2 separate regions of the Homo sapiens genome follow, and region 2 is linked to region 1. Evidence: read pairs that join two places in POLR2A ChIA-PET (ENCODE). Cell type or tissue: OCI-LY7. All regions are shown on one strand. Each heading gives the region's core, and the rest is flanking DNA. Links, peaks and the distances in the headings are about the cores only.

Region 1 (8,996 bases), core at 615-8,614:
TGAGAAGGGACGTCAACAGTCTAGGCGGCTCCTGGAAATTCAATTCTGGTAAAACAGAGCACATGTTATTGATTTCCTGACTTGCCAGGCTAACAATCTCTTAGAAATCAGAGGAAGCAACAAAACAACTGTCCTTAATTTTGATCAACAAGGAAGTAAGAACAATCTTAGAAGAAAGTGACTGCCTGTCATCTTGGTGTGCGAGTCCGTGGAAGGAGGCATTGATGATCAGTTCCACGGATGACCAGGGCCCTCCTCACTCCATGGGCAAGGGGCTTCCAATGTGCTGTAGATGGCCCAGACAGGCAGATTCTAGGCTCAACTGTTCCACCACAGAACCATAGTCGCACTGGCTTCGACTCACGGAGGGATCAATTTAAAACACTGAGACTTTGTGTTGCATTACTGATCAGCTATTGATCAGCCTCTGTTCCAGGCCAATAAACTGTCCTTAGGCCATGCTGTATTTAGATCTCTGCAGAGATTCAAAGCGCTCATTTCTTCCTTTAACAGCATCTCCTTCACAGGGCTGCTATGAGGACTGTGTGACCCCACTGGTCACATTCCTATGAACCCTCTTTCAATCAACACAGAACGCCTAACATCTGCTAGGGACCTCAATTCCTGTCTACCTATAGGTCTGTCCAAACATGTCTAACACCAGTGATTCAATAGTGTACGAATGGGTTTCCCATTTATTCCTCAAGATGCTCACTAAAGCCAAGGATACCTGAAGCTACTTGATTCTGGCTGCCCTGAGACTTGGTTTCACCCATCACTTTTTCTGGTCACAATACTAGCAGACACACTGGCTAATATACTATCCCTACTGACAGGGACATTAACAAAATATCAGGCAGCCTCCCTAACACAAAGGTCCACTGGACAAACTTCTTTTAAAGTTTGTATTGGGAGCCTCCCACTGTTGCCATTATCATCAGGCAAGGCAAGTCATGTAAACTGTCACAGTGCACTTGCCCAATTGAGTCCATTCAAATCCCTCATGAATGGGAATGGGAGGCAGGAGATACCCTGAATGACCTCTAAGGCAGGTGCCTCCCATCCCAGTGGCTTCCATCTTACACCAAAAGACAAGCAAGTACATGGGGACTTAAAAAGTACCAGGTAGCCAAATACCTAAGGTGTCAGTTTCAGTATTATTCTTTTAAACTGTGGAGCTTACAAACATGGCTGCAATTCTCTGATACTCTTATCAAGAGAGGGGGTCTCTGTCCTTTTCCCTTGAATCTGGAAGAGCCTGTCAGTGCATCAACCCAATCAAATATGGTGTTAATGATGTTCTGCGATTTCCAAGGCTAGGTGACAGTTCTCCTAGGAAGCTTGCTCTAGAAGAGCCAGCTACCATGTGAAACGTCTAACTACCCTGAGACTGCCACGTTTAAGAGGCCACAAGCACGTGTGCCAGTCAACCATCCCAGGTGAGCTCAGCCTTCCAGCAATCCCTTCCAAGGTACCAGATATGTGAGTGCAGCCATTTTGGACACTCCACACGAGCCCACCTTCCAACTGACCCCTTGGTCAATGCCATGAGGAGCAGAAGCATCTCCCAGCTGTGAGCCCTGCTCAAATTCTTGACCAACAGAACCCATCATGACAAATGTGGTTGTTTTACAGCACTAAGCACTGGGGGAGTGTGTTATGCAACAAAAGATTACCAGAATGAAAACCATATATATACACAGATACAGTGTGTATGCATGGTATTGTATGCGTACATAAAAGATTTTGTATTTATGATGTTTTTCATAATTTAAAAAATGTTTCTTCTTAGGACATCCCCACAGCATGACGTTAACTTAGGTTTCATTTGCTTGAAGACAAGGAAGCAGAATAAACATATGCATTCTTTTTTTTTTTTTTTTCCTTGAGACGGAGTTTCACTCTTGTTGCCAGGGCTGGAGTGCAATGGCATGATCTCAGGTCACTGCAACCTCTGCCTTCTGGGTTCAAGTGATTCCCCTGCCTCAGCCTCCTGAGTAGCTGGTATTACAGGCACCCGCCACCACGCTCGGCTAATTTTTTGTATTTTTAGTAGAGATGGGGTTTCTTCATGTCAGCCAGGCTGGTCTCCAACTCCTGACCTCAGGTGATCTACCTGTCTTGGCCTCCTAAAGTGCTGAGATTACAGGGGTGAGCCACCATGCCTGGACAACATACACATTCTTAAAAAAAAAAAAAAAAAAAAAACATAAACTAAAAACTGTTTTTTGAAGGGCACTAACTCTGTTTAGGAGAAAGATGTTAACGATATTGGACTCTCTGAGGCTGCCTTACGCTACATCACCAACTCCATATTAGAACTCAATAAACCACATTGAAAAGAGGAGAAGGGGATGTACAGATAAAAAGAACTTAAGAGACATATCTACTAGATGCAATGTGTGGTCTGTAGTAGCTTCTGGTTAAACAAACCAACTATAAAAGGTTTTTAAGATAATTGCACTAAACCCATCAAGGACTTTGTATCAGGTGACATTAAGAAATCATTGTTGGCCGGGTGTGGTGGCTCACGCCTGTAATCCCAGCACTTTGGGAGGCTGAGTCAGGCAGATCACGAGGTCAGGAGATCGAGACCATCCTGGCTAACACAGTGAAACCCCATTTCTACGAAAATACAAAAAAATTAGCAGGCGTGGTGGTGGGCACCTGTAGTCCCAGCTACTCGGGAGGCTGAGGCAGGAGAATGGCGTGAACTCAGGAGGTGAAGCTTGCAGTGAGCCGAGATCACGCCACTGCACTCCAGCCTGGGCGAGAGAGAGTGAGACTCCGTCTCAAAAAAAAAAAAAAAAAAATCATTGTTAGGCCAGATATGATGGCTCATGCCTATAATCCCAGCACTTTGGGAGGCCGAGGTAGGTGGAATGCTTGAGCCCAGGAGTTTGAGACCAGCCTGGGAAACAGTGAGACCTGATCTCTACTAAAAATAAGAATTTAGCCAAGAGCAGTTCCACATGCCGGTAGTCTCAGCTACTCAGGAGGCTGAGGTAGGAGGAAGATTGAGGATTGCTTGAGACCAGGAGGTTGAAGTTGCAGTGAGCCATGATCACATCACTGCATTCCAGCCTGGGCAACAGAGACCCCGTACCCCCTCAAAAAAAATAATAATTGTTCGTTTTGTGGAGTATAATGATATTGTGGCTGTGTGTGTGTGTGTGTGTGTGTGTGTGTGTGTGTATAAGTATTTATTAGTGAATATTTAAGTATTAACAGGTTAAACAATAAGTTGCCTGGGACTTGCTTTAAAATATTTCAGAATCATAAGTGGGTGTTGTGTACATGAGAGTTTCACCACACTTTCTCGATATTTTGTATATTTTTAAATCTCCATAATAAACACTTAAAACAAAATCTTGTAACGTGCAAAGGAGTTGGGGATTGGAGGGTGTCAGCACAGTGTGGGCTGAGCCCTGACTTGGAGACTCCAGGTCACTGGGTGAAGAGTCTGACATCCACGGTGACGAGGAAAGTGTTGCGAGATGCAGACAGAAAAAATTACTCCAAACCATTAACAATTAATCTCTTCCACACTGTGAAAACAAAACACAATACACAAGAGTCCTGGCACCCAACTCAGCACCCACCTATGGACGTTGAGTCACATTTTGTCCCCATGCCCCAGTGCTTGGTGCACCTTATAAAGGGGATGCACTCCTGGACTTTGTGCCTAACTTCACAGACACCACGTCCTTTTACAGCAAGAAACGAAGTATATGCAGCAATGAAAGCTAAGTTCTTAGCTTTGAACATCAAAGCTAACTTTCTACCCAAGCTAATTTTATGTAAACAATATTTTTATCCCTTAGAAGATTGCTGAGGGATACAGGATTGATTTTTGACTTTGAACTAAAGCACCATAATCCACAACCCAGCAGAATAAGAACATCACGATATGGAACAAGACAAGCTCCTCAGTGGACATACTTGGATGGCCACCCTGCCCAGGACTCAGTATTACAGGCACAAGAACATAGGAATGTTCTAGAAATCTGCACATTCAAGTCCTTCATTTTATGGATGGAAAAAGTGAGGCAAGAGGCAGGTCACACAGCCAGGCAGTCACTGCAAAACCAGAATGAAAAGCAAACCTTCTGACCCTGAGACCAATACAATTTTCCTTCTTGGGACTATGTTCAGGCGACTGTATTATGGACATTATCTGAACAGGAAAAGAAAAGGCAAGGCTCGCATTTCTGCTACTGAAAGGTTAAGAACCAAATATGCAACACCAAAAAAAACCCCCAGACAGCTCAGTGTTATAAACTCCTTGGCCATAAAAAAGTGGTTTAGGTAATTCTTTTTTTCTGTTTTTTTTTCTTTTTTGTGGCAAATCAGGAAAAAAACCCACAACCACCTACTACTACAGGAGAAAGAAAAAGAAAATGAAACAAATTTGTGCCTCACTAAACAGTAACATGCAATTAAAATGATGGATGTCTCTGTGCCAGAGGTTGAATTTGAAACAAGCTGCTGGAAGAAGGGCAGCCCTGAAAATAAATTGCCAAATTACTTTTTGCAGCCAGATTGCAGATTCCCCCTCCATGCAATTCTGAAAGCAAATAACTCCACATAAATAAATATGCAACAAATTCCCAGGAAATCTAGCCAAGAAACGTGAACAGAAAGGACTAACTTTGGGTGGATGACTGCCCCTACCCATCCTTGCAACTTAGGAATGTGAGAACATTTGAAAAGTAAGGCATGTCAATGCTATCTCGCACATGACGCTTCCTGAAACTTCCAAGTCCTGTAGTGACTGTTCCCCCATAAGCCATGAAGCTTCCATAGCCCTGAAATCATAGTTTTGGAATCTCATAATACACCTTATGATGCAGTGCACTGAAGACATGGACTCGGGAGTCAGCAGGTGAGAGTTTGAATCCTAACTCTATTACTCAGCTCAGGCTAAGTTTGATGTCCAGTAAATTTCTTACCTAGCAAGGATGTTAAAAGGATTATATGAAATGATGATGAATTTAACAGGGTTTGGCCTGGGTTCACCTATGGGACGGGCCTGGGGATGAAGGTAGCCTCATTTTAGGTGGCATGCCTATTTACAGAAGAGGGAGGTGAGGCCAGGTGCAGTGGCTCACATCTGTAATCCCAGCACTTTGGGAGGCAGAGGCAGGAGGATCACTTGAGGCCAGGAATTCAAGATTGGCATGGGCAACACAGCCAGACCTCCATCTCTACACAAAATTTTAAAAATTATCTGGCATGGTGGCACATATCTGTAGCCCCAGTCACTGGGGAGTATGAAGTGGGAAGACTGAGTTTGAGCCCAGGAGTTTGAGGCTGCAGTAAGCTATGATCACACCACTGCAGAACGAGGCCATGTCTCAAAAAAAAAAAAAAAAAAATGAGGGAGGTGAGCTCATGATGGCTAAGAGACAGGGTAGTGTTATGGGCTGAACTGTATCACACCCCCCACCCCAAATTAATATGTTAAAGTCCTAACCCCGGTACCTTGGAATGTGATTGTGTTTGGAGACAGGGCTTTTAAAGAGGTAACTAAGCTGAAGTGAAGTTGTTAGAATGACCCTAATCCAATCTGATTGGATGACAATTGGTGTCATTATAAAAAGAAGAGATCGGGACACACAGACACCAGGGACACATACGCAGGGGAAAGACCACATGAAGGCAGAGGGAGAAGAGGCAGCTGGGGGGGTGGGGGGGGATCTGCCAGCCAAGGAGAGAGGCTTCAGAGGAAACCAACCCTGCCGTACCACGATCTTGGATTCCAGCCTCCAGAATGGTGAGAAAATAAATTGCTTGCTGTTGTTTAAGGCACCCAGTCTGGGGTACTTTGTTACAGCAGTCCTAGCAAACTAACAAGAGACAAGAACACAGGCTTCAAGTTAGAGGGCAGGTTTGAAGCTGGGCTCCACTACTTACAACCAGCATGACCCCAACAAAGCCCCTTCACCTTTCTGAGCTTGTTTTCTGTCTGTGAACGGAGGTGATAGCACGCATTTCCCACCGAGTGATTTGAGGATGAAATGAGAACCAGTGCAGATGCGTCATGTGGCACAGTCACGGCTGTCCACCGGCAAAGCCAGGGCCTCTGCCCAGGACCTCTGACTCTAAGCCCCAGGACCTCCCACAGCATCCCTGCGGCAATCAGAGGCCTCGCTGCGTGGCAGCCCCTGGATGCTTTGCACGGTACTCCCCTGGACTGAAACTGATGGTGAGAGCTGTCCCTAATAGCCTGGATGCTTCTTGGGCCAAGGCACAGTCTTGAACCCCAAGCTCCTTGGGTCCCACTCATGCCTGGTATTCTGTACATAAGAAGCAGAACTTTAGAGCTATGTACTTGGCTCTGCGTGTAAGATTTTCAAAAAGGTCAATGAGTGGAAAAGCACATGAACTTTTTTCCTTTAACCCTGTCTATGGTGAGCTTGGCTGTTAGGGTCATAAAACTATAACTAAGGCATCACTATCCATTCATCTGATGGAGGAGTATACAAATAAAGTTGTCTTTTTATAGATAGCCTTTTTTCTTCTGGGTGAGTCAGTAGTCTTAAGAAAAAAAAAAGTCACTGCCTCTTGCAGGAAGAAGGCAGAGAATGACACGTTCAGCTGGAGAAAAGAAAGGTGTGATGCTGACAGCCTCTCCTTAGGCTTGGATTTATACAGATTATCAAGATTATTTCCCTGAGGTCTGTGGTTTGTGGTTAGGGTGAGCTACTGTGAATAGAATCTTGACTATAAGTTCACCACACAAAAAGTTAGCCTTTCCTTACCCATTCACTAAGAAGAAAATTTCCCAATCATATATGCTTTTTTTTTTTTTTCCCCAAGACAAGGTCTTGCTCTGTCACCCAGGCTGGAGTGCAGTGGCGCAATCTCGGCTCACTGCAACCTCTGCCTCCTGGGTTCAAGCAATTCTCCTGCCTCAGCCTCCTGAGTAGCTGGGATTACAGGCGCCTGCCACCACACCCAGCTAATTTTTGTATTTTTAGTAGAGACAGGGTTTCACCATGTTGGCCAGGCTGGTCTCAAACTCCTGACCTTGTGATCCACCCACCTCAGCCTCCCAAAGTGCTGGGATTACAGGCGTGAGCCACGGCGCCTGGCCCATATACGCATTTTTAAAAGCAACAACTGAATGCCAAGGAACAAGTGTTAACTGGTACTATGATGAAATATTACTTTAGAAGACACAAATAGGAAATTATTTACAGAACCAAACACCTAGGTAACGTCTCGTCATCTTTTAACTGCTAAGAGTTGACCAATTTTCGCTAACCCCAATTTTCTCCAGTTCAAGCAGAGCAAATTTATCTGGAATGGTTGAGCACACAGGGCTCCAATGTCCCAGGTATTGTCCAAAAGTATTCTTACAAAAAAAAGTACACCATGTCCAAAGGTACCCCTGCAAGAGTACCACCAGACCAGGCACTGAACCCCCCACAGTCCCTATACCTTCTAAGATACCTAGAGAAGCAAAAATAGGAGGGAATTCTGCAATGGGGTTACACATTTGCCACCCACACACCAGGCACTTTGAGGAATTCCTGCTGGATGCTGTAAAGACAGGGGACATTCTAACGAGCGAAGTGGGTTATGAGGAATGGAGGTGGGCAGTCACTACACAGGTCTAGCCAACTGCCACTCCATGGGAAATCAGATCGTGCTATCAGATCTTCCAATCTTTCAAGGAATTATACAAATGTGATTACTTACTTATTTATTTAGGTAGAATGGGAAGATTTTTAAGAACCTTGTATGGCTCTCTAGATTTTTTTGTTTGTTTCTTTAAGACAAGGTCTCACTCTGTTGCCCAGGCTGGAGTACAGTGGTGCCATCATGGCTCACTGCAGCCTTGACTTCCTGGAATCAAGCAATCCTCCCACCTCAGCCTCCTGAGCAGGTGAGACTACAGGCATGCACCACCATGCCTAGCTGATTTTTTTTCCTTTATGTTGAGATGGTGGGGCGGGTCTTGCTATGTTGCCTAGGCTGGTCTTGAACTCCTGGCCCCAAGAGATTCTCTTTCTTGCCTGAGCTTCCCAAAGTGCTTGGATTATAGGCATGAGCCATGATGTGCAGCAAGTTTTGTTTTGTTTTTTTAATTGAAGCATCACATACCTAGACAAAAGTGCACAGATCATACATGTACAACTCAAAGAATTACCACAAGTGAATGTGCCTGGCAACCACCATGAAGGTGAAAATACAGAACATTTTCAGCAATACTCCTCACCCCTCGCAAAGTTCCTTGTGTGCCTCTTTCCAATTTCTACCCCTTCCTTTCCTCCCACGGGTACCACAGATTCCTCCTGCCTGTGCTGAAGTTCATACACATGGAATCATATAGCATGCCTCTTTTACAGCTGTGTGGGGATGGTCCACTCACCCCCATCCCCGCACTCACAGCAGAGCTTGCAGCTATGAACAAAGACACACCACTGCCATAACACAACCCTACGGTGAACAGAAATAACACCCAAGTGGATTCACCACAGTGAAGAAAGGCTTCCGAGTCACAGAAGGAGGGAGGAGGCAGAGATAAGAAGAGACTAGGTGGGGCGGGGGACAAAGTCAACCGAAGAGGAGGGTCTGTTCCCAGATGAAAGGGAAAGCGAAGGGACGGGGCGGTGGCAAGTGCCAGAGGTAAGAAGCTAAAAGTTCACGGTCACCGACAGGGCAGAGAATACCCAAGTCCAGCGATTACAGCCAGGGTGGCTGGGGCCATGACAAAAACTAGCCCAAATTTCTATCATGTTCCAAATCTTTCCCTCAATGGACCTAAATATACTATTAACAACGGCAGCACTATCCATCTCAGTGGGAGTTTGAGGGAGACTCAATTAAACGCAGCTCCAAAAAATTTTAGCGTATTCATCAATTGCTCACATAGGTTGAACAGCCGCAATTTTAACCTACAACCCCACCATCACAATCTTAAATCCATTACTTTACCTGATATTAACAGTAACCATATTTATATTATTCAATACAAATACAGGCCA
Region 2 (8,996 bases), core at 243-8,242, 120 kb after region 1:
GCATCAGAAAGAAACACTCCCATGAAAGAGACACTCCCGCACGAAGCTCTCCCTAAACCCTAGAAAATTAAAGACCTCCCCGCCCCGCCGCCTGTGAAAGGAGGCAAAGTCCTGCTCTCAAATTGTGGTGTGATGGAACAGGGGCCCTGTTTTGGGAGCTTCTCAAGGTCAGGAGACCCTAGTGCTCTTTCTGTTCCTCTCCTAGTACTCGGAACACAGGACCAGGCACACAGGGAGTACTCAACTGAAATGCTGAGTGAATGAAGAATAAAGCCTCTTGGCAAGGTACCAAGAGGATCACCCGAGGTGATTGGGTGAGTTACTCTAAAAGAGCAAGGAATTTACTCAGGAATCTGGAAGCTCAGGTGCAAAGTGAAGGCGAGTTAAATGGTTCTCATCTGCAAGATCAGAGCTTCTGAGAATGTGCTGTGCACAGGAACCAGCTGGGGTCCTGCTGAATGCAGAGTATGATTCGGCAGGCCTGTGTGGGTCTGAGATTCTGCATTCCGACCAGCTCTCAGGTGCTGCAGCTGCTGGCCTGTGGCCACAGCTGGAATAGCACGGCGCTAGAGGAACTCATACCAGTTCACCCAGAGGGCACAGTTTCTTCTGAATAAAATTCCTGGAGAAATTTCCCACATGGCTCCTCACATAAGGGTCCTTGAGTAACAGAAAGAAGACTGTCTTCCAATACACATTTTTATGATGTGGAGACAGTCACCACAGGAAACAGCTCATCTGGGGCTGTAATAAATGCCAAGGGCACAAGATCAAAGTGGCAGAGGGGATATGGTTCAGGTATGGTGCTTTATGAGCTCACAGTCTTTCCTGCTGGAACAACAGATCATGAATCTGTCTAGGCTTCCCCTATAGATATCAGACACCTCACTGGCAAGAAAGCACTTGCTAAACCTCGGTCAATTCATCCCTGAATTCTCTGAGGAGAATTTCTCATTGACAGATGCCCTGCAGGGGCACCTACCACATAGTCCTGCTCACAGGTGACAGTTACCAAACTTGTCAAAGTAAATATGTTTGAGTTCTTGGGGTACAGATAAATATGGTGTGATGTTGCTCATGTGATATGGACACATGATGTGGAAGTGGCAGAGGGGGCATCCCATTGTGAAAACTTAGGAGTTTGTATCTCGGGGCCCCATCTAGTTTCATCTAACCATTTGTCCGTCTGTCCGTCCGTCCGTCCGTCCATCCGTCCATCCGTCCGTCCATCCAACCATCCATCCATCCATCCATCCATCCATCCATCCATCCATCCATCCATCCAAATAGTCACTGAATGTCTATTAAATGCCAAATAACCATGTCAGGTTTTAAGGAAGGAGAGGTGAATAGGGCACTATCCCTGCCCTCAAAGAATTCACTGTCCAAAGGAGAAGAAATACAATTAACCAAGTAATAATATTATCATGTTACAGTGGAGATGCTCAGATGTCTAGGGTACTGTGTAAGGCCAGGAGAGGCTTCCTGGAGCAGGTGCACTTGAGCTTGAGTTTGAAAGATGAATTAATAGGAGTTTGAACAGGTAGTCAAGTGGGAAAAAAGGCATTCTGGCAAAACACTGATAATAACAAACACACAAACAAAAGCAGTAGCACAGGTAAAGGCAGGAAATGCTGAAAAAGCAGAGAAAAGGTATTTAAGCAGGAAGTGACATTCTTGGATGTGTATTTCAGAATGATAAATTTGCTATTCTTGTGAAGCATGGTGTGGAAGGAGGTGACACCAAAGACAGGGGAACGATTTGGATATGACTGAGCTAGACTGTGCAAGAGACGATGGTGGCTGCATGGGGGCAGTGCAGTGGGGATGGTGGAGGAGTCAAATGTAAGAGATGTCTGGGAGGTAGAATCAACACGATGAGAAATGGCATAGGGACAGTGAAAGAAAAGGAGGAGTGAGGGACGACTGATGTTTCAAATAGGTGCAAACTGGGAAGTACTGAAACAATGGCCCCCCTTACCAAGACACAGGAACAGCCATGGGCTGGACACCAACATGAGGAGCTGAGATTGGATCATATTGGGTTTCAGGTATCTGAGAGACATCTACACGCAAGTGGACTCAAACAAGAAGGCAAGGTTCAAGGAAAAGGGACACAAACACTCTGAACAAAACCCTGTCCCTGCCTGGTGTCCTCCGAGGGGGACATGTAGAATGGTATGCAGATCCTTCCTCCACATTCAGATCTAGTGCCACCCTCTAGAAGGCTCATTTGCACTTGGAGAATGGTGGTTACGAGGGTGATGGGTGGAAAGTGACTACATTGGAATTGTCTATCTTAAGGAACAGTAACCAAGGCTGGCAGGTGGAACTGGGAACAGACACCATCTGTGTTGTCCTGAGAGTTCAAGGCAGGAACCTTGATGCTGGGTCAGCGTCAAGGAGGCTTCCAGCACAGCTTGGGAAGAACAGTGGGCACCTGGGCTGTCTAACGACAGAGCACACAGCTGCACTGTAGGGGACTCTCCATTGCTCGCAGGGCTCTCAGGGCTGGGGGAATTCCTACACTGCCGCCAAAGCTGAAGAAGGGGATCCCCCAGGTTCCTTCCAATGAACAGAAGTTTTTTGTTTTTTGTTTTTTTGTTTCTTTTTTTTTTTTTTGACAGGGTCTCACTCCAATGCCCAGCCTGGAGTGCAGGGGTGCGACCACAGCTCACTGCAGCCTCGACCTCCTGGGCTCAAGTGATTCTCTCATCTCAACCTCCCGAGCAGCCAGGACAACACGCAGACAACATCGTGCCCGCCTAATTTTTGCATTTTTTTGTAGAAATGGGGTTTTGCCATGTTGCCCAGGCTGGTTTTGAACTCCTGGGATCAAGCAATCTGACCAGCATGGCCTCCCAAAGTACTGGGATTATAGGTATGAGCCACTATGGCTGGCCAGCACAGAATTTTTGAAATAAAAAACAATGGCTGCCCCAAATCCCATGGAAGAAGGCAGGCTCTAAGGAAAGAGGCAAACAGCGAAGAAGTTATGCAGGCATGAAGCCCCATCCACTCGGAGGGTGTCATGCTGGTGACCCATCAAGACAACTGTGATAAAATAGCAACCAGAAAGTTTTTCTAATACAACTCTAAACTGCTCTACAATGTGTTTCCCCCAGTTTCTGTTCTGCATGTCTCTTTCTTTAGGGAACATTCTCTCCCTTTTATCTGGGTGGAGAGTGGTAGCTTTTTCATTTCTGCCATGAAAGAAACTTACTTCTCTGCAGAATTTGGTCTTCATTCGGAAGCAGGGAAAGGAACACACAATGGCTGATAGAACCTTGGGAGCAACAAAAGAGTGCAGCCTACTTGGGCACAAAGCAAACTGCCAAGGATTCATAACTATAATCATAAACTTTGCTGTGCTGCTATAAATACGGAACAAACCAGCAAGTGACTCATCCGCTAAGATGGCACTCAGGCAGCCTGAGCTGCGCCACTCTGGGTTTACAGCCAAATCTAACCGCTCTTTTTCTTTCTCTCTTTCTTCTTTTTTAAACGAGTACAGAACATCGCACTTAATTCTTCTTCTTAAAAGGAACCCTCCTCACTGTCTGTGATATTATTCATCCGATTTCTCTGACAGAATGCTTCTTTTTGCCTCTTAACACAAATCTGCTGTATAAAACATGTCAAATATTTTGTAAACATTTTGCAAATACTCACAGAAACTAACCAACAGGTTTTTTTTTTTTTCTTTTTTTCTCTCACCAGGTACAGACCAGTCTGTACTTCTTACCTGGAGCAATGGGGGTTCCCAGACCCTCAGGAGGGCCAGCCTCCTCTGAAGACCCAGCACAAAGTGGCTTCCCACCGGCAGGAAGAGGTCTCCCACCTAACAGAGGTGGTGGGGGCTGCTTTTCTGGCTGTTCATCCCACTTGCAGAGCACAGTCACTAACTTGACCCCCTGACATGTCTATTGTCAGTGCACCTGGTAAAACCCCACAAGGAAGCCTGCCTTTGAACCACTGTTATTTGCTATTCTTAACATTTAGCTGCAAGATAAAAAGAGCCCCAAGATGACACACTTTACAAGGTCTCAAGGAGGGGTTTCAAGAAGACTCATTGTGCAATGTATAGGAACAAGCAGGGCCAGAAATCACTTACATCAAACAGTGCTTGAAGGAGTGAATTTTAAATCTTATTTAATTTTAATGAACTGGAATGTAAATAGTCCTATGGAGCTGGTGGCTGCTGTATTGGACTATGAAGGTCTAGATGCTCTGTGATGGGACTGCAGACCACAGGAGGAAAATCTGATGTAGGGCACGTACTGTTCCCTAAGCCCCCCTTTTCCTTTCACCAAAGTGACAGAGCCCTGGAGTGTGGCAGCGTAGGCTGATAATGTGCTATTTGCCCAGCTGGCCTGGAGGCTCCTGAAACAACTTCTCTGATTTGCTCCGGTGTTCCCCTCAATGACCAGCCAAGGATGTATAAAGTGTGCCGCTGGACTTGGGAATGAATGCAAGCCCTCTAAAGTGCCTGCATGTCATTGGACAGAATGCATCCCTCCCCACCTGGCACTGATTGCATAAAGAGACAGAGGGTGCTGGGCTGTGAGGGCACTCAGAGGCTATCCACCTGCCCCATGCCACAGATGAGCAGCTGGGTGAGTGGTGTGGAGCGCCCAGACTGCAAGCAAGGTGATGATTCCAAACCTACTCCCACATGAATTCTGTGTGAAAAATGCACTTTTCGCTTGTAGATATTCTAGGGGTTCACCCTTTAAATGAACGATGGAATAAACGTGTTAGTCTAGATGAGTGCTGCTGACAACACTTTCTGCAGTGATGGGAATGGGCTGTATCTGTGCTGTCCAAGATGGAGGCCAACACTCCTGTGTGGCTGTCAAGCAATTCAAATGAGGCTCATGTGACTGAGGAACTGAATGCCTACATTTTTATTATTTTAATTAATTTAAATCTGAATAGACAACTGGGGCTGGTGGCTGCTGTACTGGACAGGGAAGGTTTAGATGCTGTACAATTCTGTGATGGGACTGCAAACCACCACAGGAAGCTCTGACGCAGCAGGTGTGAGTGGGCTTCCCAGAGCCCTCCAACGCTTCCCTAAACCGTTTTCTCCTTTTGCCAAAGCCGCAGAGCCCCCACTGCAGACTCAAAACGGCTCTAGTCACGCATGCCTGCACTCCTGCTTTGTATTTCTAGATGTGCTTGTGGTTTGAAAAGCTACAAAGTCACACAAAGGAACTCACAATCATCCACTGTAGCCCTGACAAAGGGGCAGCAGGCTGCAAGTTGGAACAAGAGATAGCAATCATTTAGCAAAAGCATCATCCAAGCTCAGGTCACAAGGAAAGAATGACCACAGGGATTATTTAACCAGAGGTGTTAAGAACACAGATAAACTGGAAACCATGTTTGCTGTGGGCAAGGACAGAGGAGAGGTAGCAGCCTCACATACAAATGGGAAGGAGATTTGCAATTCACCTGCAAATGCCTGGAGTCCAATCAGGGTGCATTTGATGCTTTCAGCCTAATAGCTACAGTGGTAAAAAATTTACAGATTAACTAACGTGCCTGCTTGCTAATCCTCAGCTGTTAGGGGGGCCATTATCTTACTATATTTTAGAAATAGTATGGGGCTTAACAGAATAGATACCCAATGACTATGGTTGATTTCCTAACAGTTGATCCTTTACTATCATGCTTTAACCTAATTTATAATCTATGTCTTACCTACTTAAAAAAATGATTTGCGAGTTTACCCCAAAACGTACAGATATGTAACTATGAATCCATTAAAATAAGAAAAAAAAGACCCATATAACAAAGGCAAATGAGGAAGAGAAGGTCCTATACAAGAAATCTGGGCTGAGGGAAGTGAATACAATTGAGCCTAATGTGCAGTTCTGAACTCCCTGGTAACCAAGGCAAAAAGGGAAACAAATGGGTTAAATATATCCTATTGAATAACAAAAGCACTCAACCATCTTTCAGGACAGACATTTTTTCTGTCCTTGAGCTATGAGGGAACTCTGTCACGTTAAAAAAGCGGGGTGGGGGAGGTAGGACATAAAAATTTAACAAAAAATTTCTCAAAGAAAATTAGAGATGTTCTAACGTTTGTTTCTTTATACTAACTATTAATTGAAAACAAAACCCCTCAGAACCCTGTTGTTCGGAGAAGGCTTTTAGAAGCAAGCATATTTCCAATGATTTGAAATCATGTGATGGTAAAACTTTAATAATCTAGAGAAATCAGAGTTAGCATGGCCCTAGAGTCTGTACCTCCAGAACAGGGAATGATTAAACTGGGCTTTGCTTGTGAGCTGGAGAGGAGACTAATTCAAGAGACTAACAAGTACTTAGTGACTAGGAAGTCTTTGTCGTGGACAAAAAGAAGTACAAGCTCTAGACCCCAGGCACATAGACCGTCTTCCGGGTGAAAAGGTAGAGTCTGATTTATGTTCTTATCCTGGCAGAAGGCACCTGTGGGAGCTGGCTGCAGGCACCAGCTCTTGGTTCCTCTCAAATGGCAACCTGGACCTGAGCAAATTCCGCAACAGCCAAAAAGCAAATACCCAGAAATAAAACAACACGAGTTTCTTACTCTTGGTGCGGGCTTCGGTTCTGAGAAACTTCAGAATCGCTGTCTTGAGGGGCCAGAGAGCCCTTGTACGTGTAAAATACATCTTCCGTTTCCGTGATGTAGGTCATTTCATTTGCAAGGTTATCTGCAGAAGAGTGGCGTGGCTTTCGGATTTCGTGCCGGAGCCGAGGACTTCGCCTGGGTGGGAAAAACGTTGAGTGCAAAGTGTTCAAAGCAAATTCCACTTAAAAATTTTATTAGACACCAGTGAACCTCGTGTCCTGACCTTTCTAAGGATGCCTTCCTTGGCGGAGGCTGACATTCAGAGCCGGTTAACTCATTACTACCCCAGCAGAAGGCACCAAGGGTGACACAAATCCCTAACACTCTCAGTCAAGTGGTGGCTCCCAAAACAGTAGCCTCAGCTGTATAAACAGGCAGAATTAGATGGGTTTATGCCCTTTGGGAAGTGACGGGTATTGACTTAAGGGTAAGTTATTCTTCCAGGAGGACTCAAGCTCTCAAAACATAAATAGGCCATATGGACTGCTATTCAGATAATTTTTCTGATTAATTTGAACAATGCAAACAAAAGGGTTAGAAGCCAAACTACATTTCTCAGCAAAACTCCAACCTTATTTCAACGACATCCCTTCATGTGAATTTCACTTGATCCAAGAGAAAATGTTTGCTTTTTAAGATATATCCCTTATTAAACACGTTTATATGCATTAGATGGGCATATAAACACTGGACTGTCCTCCAACAGTGGCAGTAGGCATGTGACCTTGGGCAAGGCACGTCACCTCTCTGGGCCTCGGCTGTACTTACCTGCTCCTGAGAATGAATCCAATGAGGCCGTGTTCTCAGGGCATCCAGTGTGGCACCTGGGCGTCAGCTCCTGCAGCGGGGGATCCCAAGCTGCCAAGCTTTCTAAGTTCTATTTTCCCTCACAGTTTTTCCATCTTCCCTTTCTTTGTTAGCCATTTCTCCTCAGGACTGTCAGGGCCTCCATGATTTGCAATCCCCCTGGGCCTGGATAATCAATAATGCTGTGTCCAAAGCAGAAGTAAAAAGGCTCTTGTGACTCCTCAGGAGAGGACCTATAAATAGCCACAGGAGCTCCGGGCCACGAGTGTGGCAACATCCAACCCCGCTGTTCCCCTGGATCCAGTCCTGGGCTCTCTGGGCCCCTGGCATTGCTGCCGATGAGATTTTCAGATAAATTAAGCTGCTGTGTTATAGCATAAATTTACCTCTTTAGAATGAGGTATCTAAATGTTGGAAACCAAGAAGCAAATCTATTCAGTTACGTCATGATTTCTAACACTAAATACTATCACTGTCCCTTCCCAGAGCATTAGGCCCCCAGTGAAGGGGTCCTTCCCTAGCAGGCCCAGCACAGCATCTCCTCTGTCTGCCTGTCTCCCAGTTTCTCTTAGGCTTAGCAGATCCTGGATCAGGTATTTACAGCCACGCACTCTTACTCCAGTGTGGAGCTGGGGGCAATGATTCCCTGCTAGGTTTCCCCTCTGGCCCCTAGCCTTTTTGGAGGTATTCACAAAAATGGTGTGATGTCTTTGAGGACCATTATAATAAGATAATGATAATTCCACCTGACTCTTTTAAAAGCTTACTACGTACTTGTACATTATTATTTCATTTGCGGTAGTTTTTATCATCTTTTTAGATATGGGGAAACTGAGGCTACAGAGGTAAAGAAACTTGTTAATTAACAGAAGGGCCAAAACCTGAGTTTAGGTCTTTCTGCTACAAACCCAGTGCCCTTCTCACTTTACCAAACGACCACCTATTTCTTTTTAAGCTGAGTCCATCCTCTTAAGTTGGCCTGCTACTTACTGATGTGCATTTGCTTCTGCTGCTGAAGGTCATACATCCTTACATCATTTACATCACGTACCTGCGTTAGTTTTCCCTAAAGTTTATTTTGTGGGATATTAATGGAAAACATGAATTAAGTAAAGCTAACCGTACTTTTTTATTATTGGACGTCTCAGAGTGTTTAATATGCTAATGTGTGCTGTGATTCCAAAGGAGGCCTTTCAGCAGGCTCGAGTTTCCCAAACTATTTAGATTGAATAAGTTTTTTTAAAAAGAGCATCTCAGCATTATACACGATGGAAAACATTTAGCTAGACTTGTGTACTTCATGAAAACAGTTACTTCTGCCAAGAGCCTAAAATGCAAATTGTAGGTCATCTATCTTTAGGAGTTTATAAGTTGAGTTTTTATTTTTAAAAGAGATAAAGTGTCTACTGTTGGGTAGTACAAAAAAAAAAAAAAGGAGGACATACCAGTTGGGAGTAATGGGAGGGGAACGAGAAGGCAGACTCTTGGTTTCTAAGTGCTCCACTGATAAGGATCTCCGCATGGCTGGGTTCCACACCATCCCGCCAATCACCTTTTTGCAATATTG

What was found. ChIA-PET counts read pairs that join two places held together with the same protein. Peaks named below come from ENCODE experiments on the same cell type or tissue, not always from the same donor. Only the 100,000 strongest peaks of a DNase experiment are listed, where the experiment ranks them.
Region 2: POLR2A ChIA-PET joins it to region 1 with 9 read pairs; 2 of 35 experiments call an interaction of 5 or more read pairs at or near these places.

Annotation. Positions count from the first base shown.
Region 1 is chr9:109,291,513-109,300,508 of GRCh38, forward strand. All of the region lies in intron 1 of EPB41L4B (erythrocyte membrane protein band 4.1 like 4B), which reads right to left. It also overlaps the pseudogene MTND2P11. Among named protein-coding and RNA genes, the nearest start is that of EPB41L4B, 25 kb to the right of the region's middle. In OCI-LY7, for the core only: no CTCF peak of the experiment used is centred there; no DNase peak of the experiment used is centred there.
Region 2 is chr9:109,413,844-109,422,839 of GRCh38, forward strand. It overlaps PTPN3 (protein tyrosine phosphatase non-receptor type 3), which reads right to left. Exons shown (of 26, transcript NM_002829.4): 13 at 8,875-8,996; 14 at 6,581-6,757. Among named protein-coding and RNA genes, the nearest start is that of PTPN3, 80 kb to the right of the region's middle. RefSeq lists enhancers at 2,171-2,330, 2,341-2,390, 2,431-2,660, 3,321-3,380, 4,902-4,961. In OCI-LY7, for the core only: no CTCF peak of the experiment used is centred there; DNase peaks (open chromatin) are centred at 2,498 and 5,118; H3K4me3 peaks cover 885 bases; H3K27ac peaks cover 2,111 bases.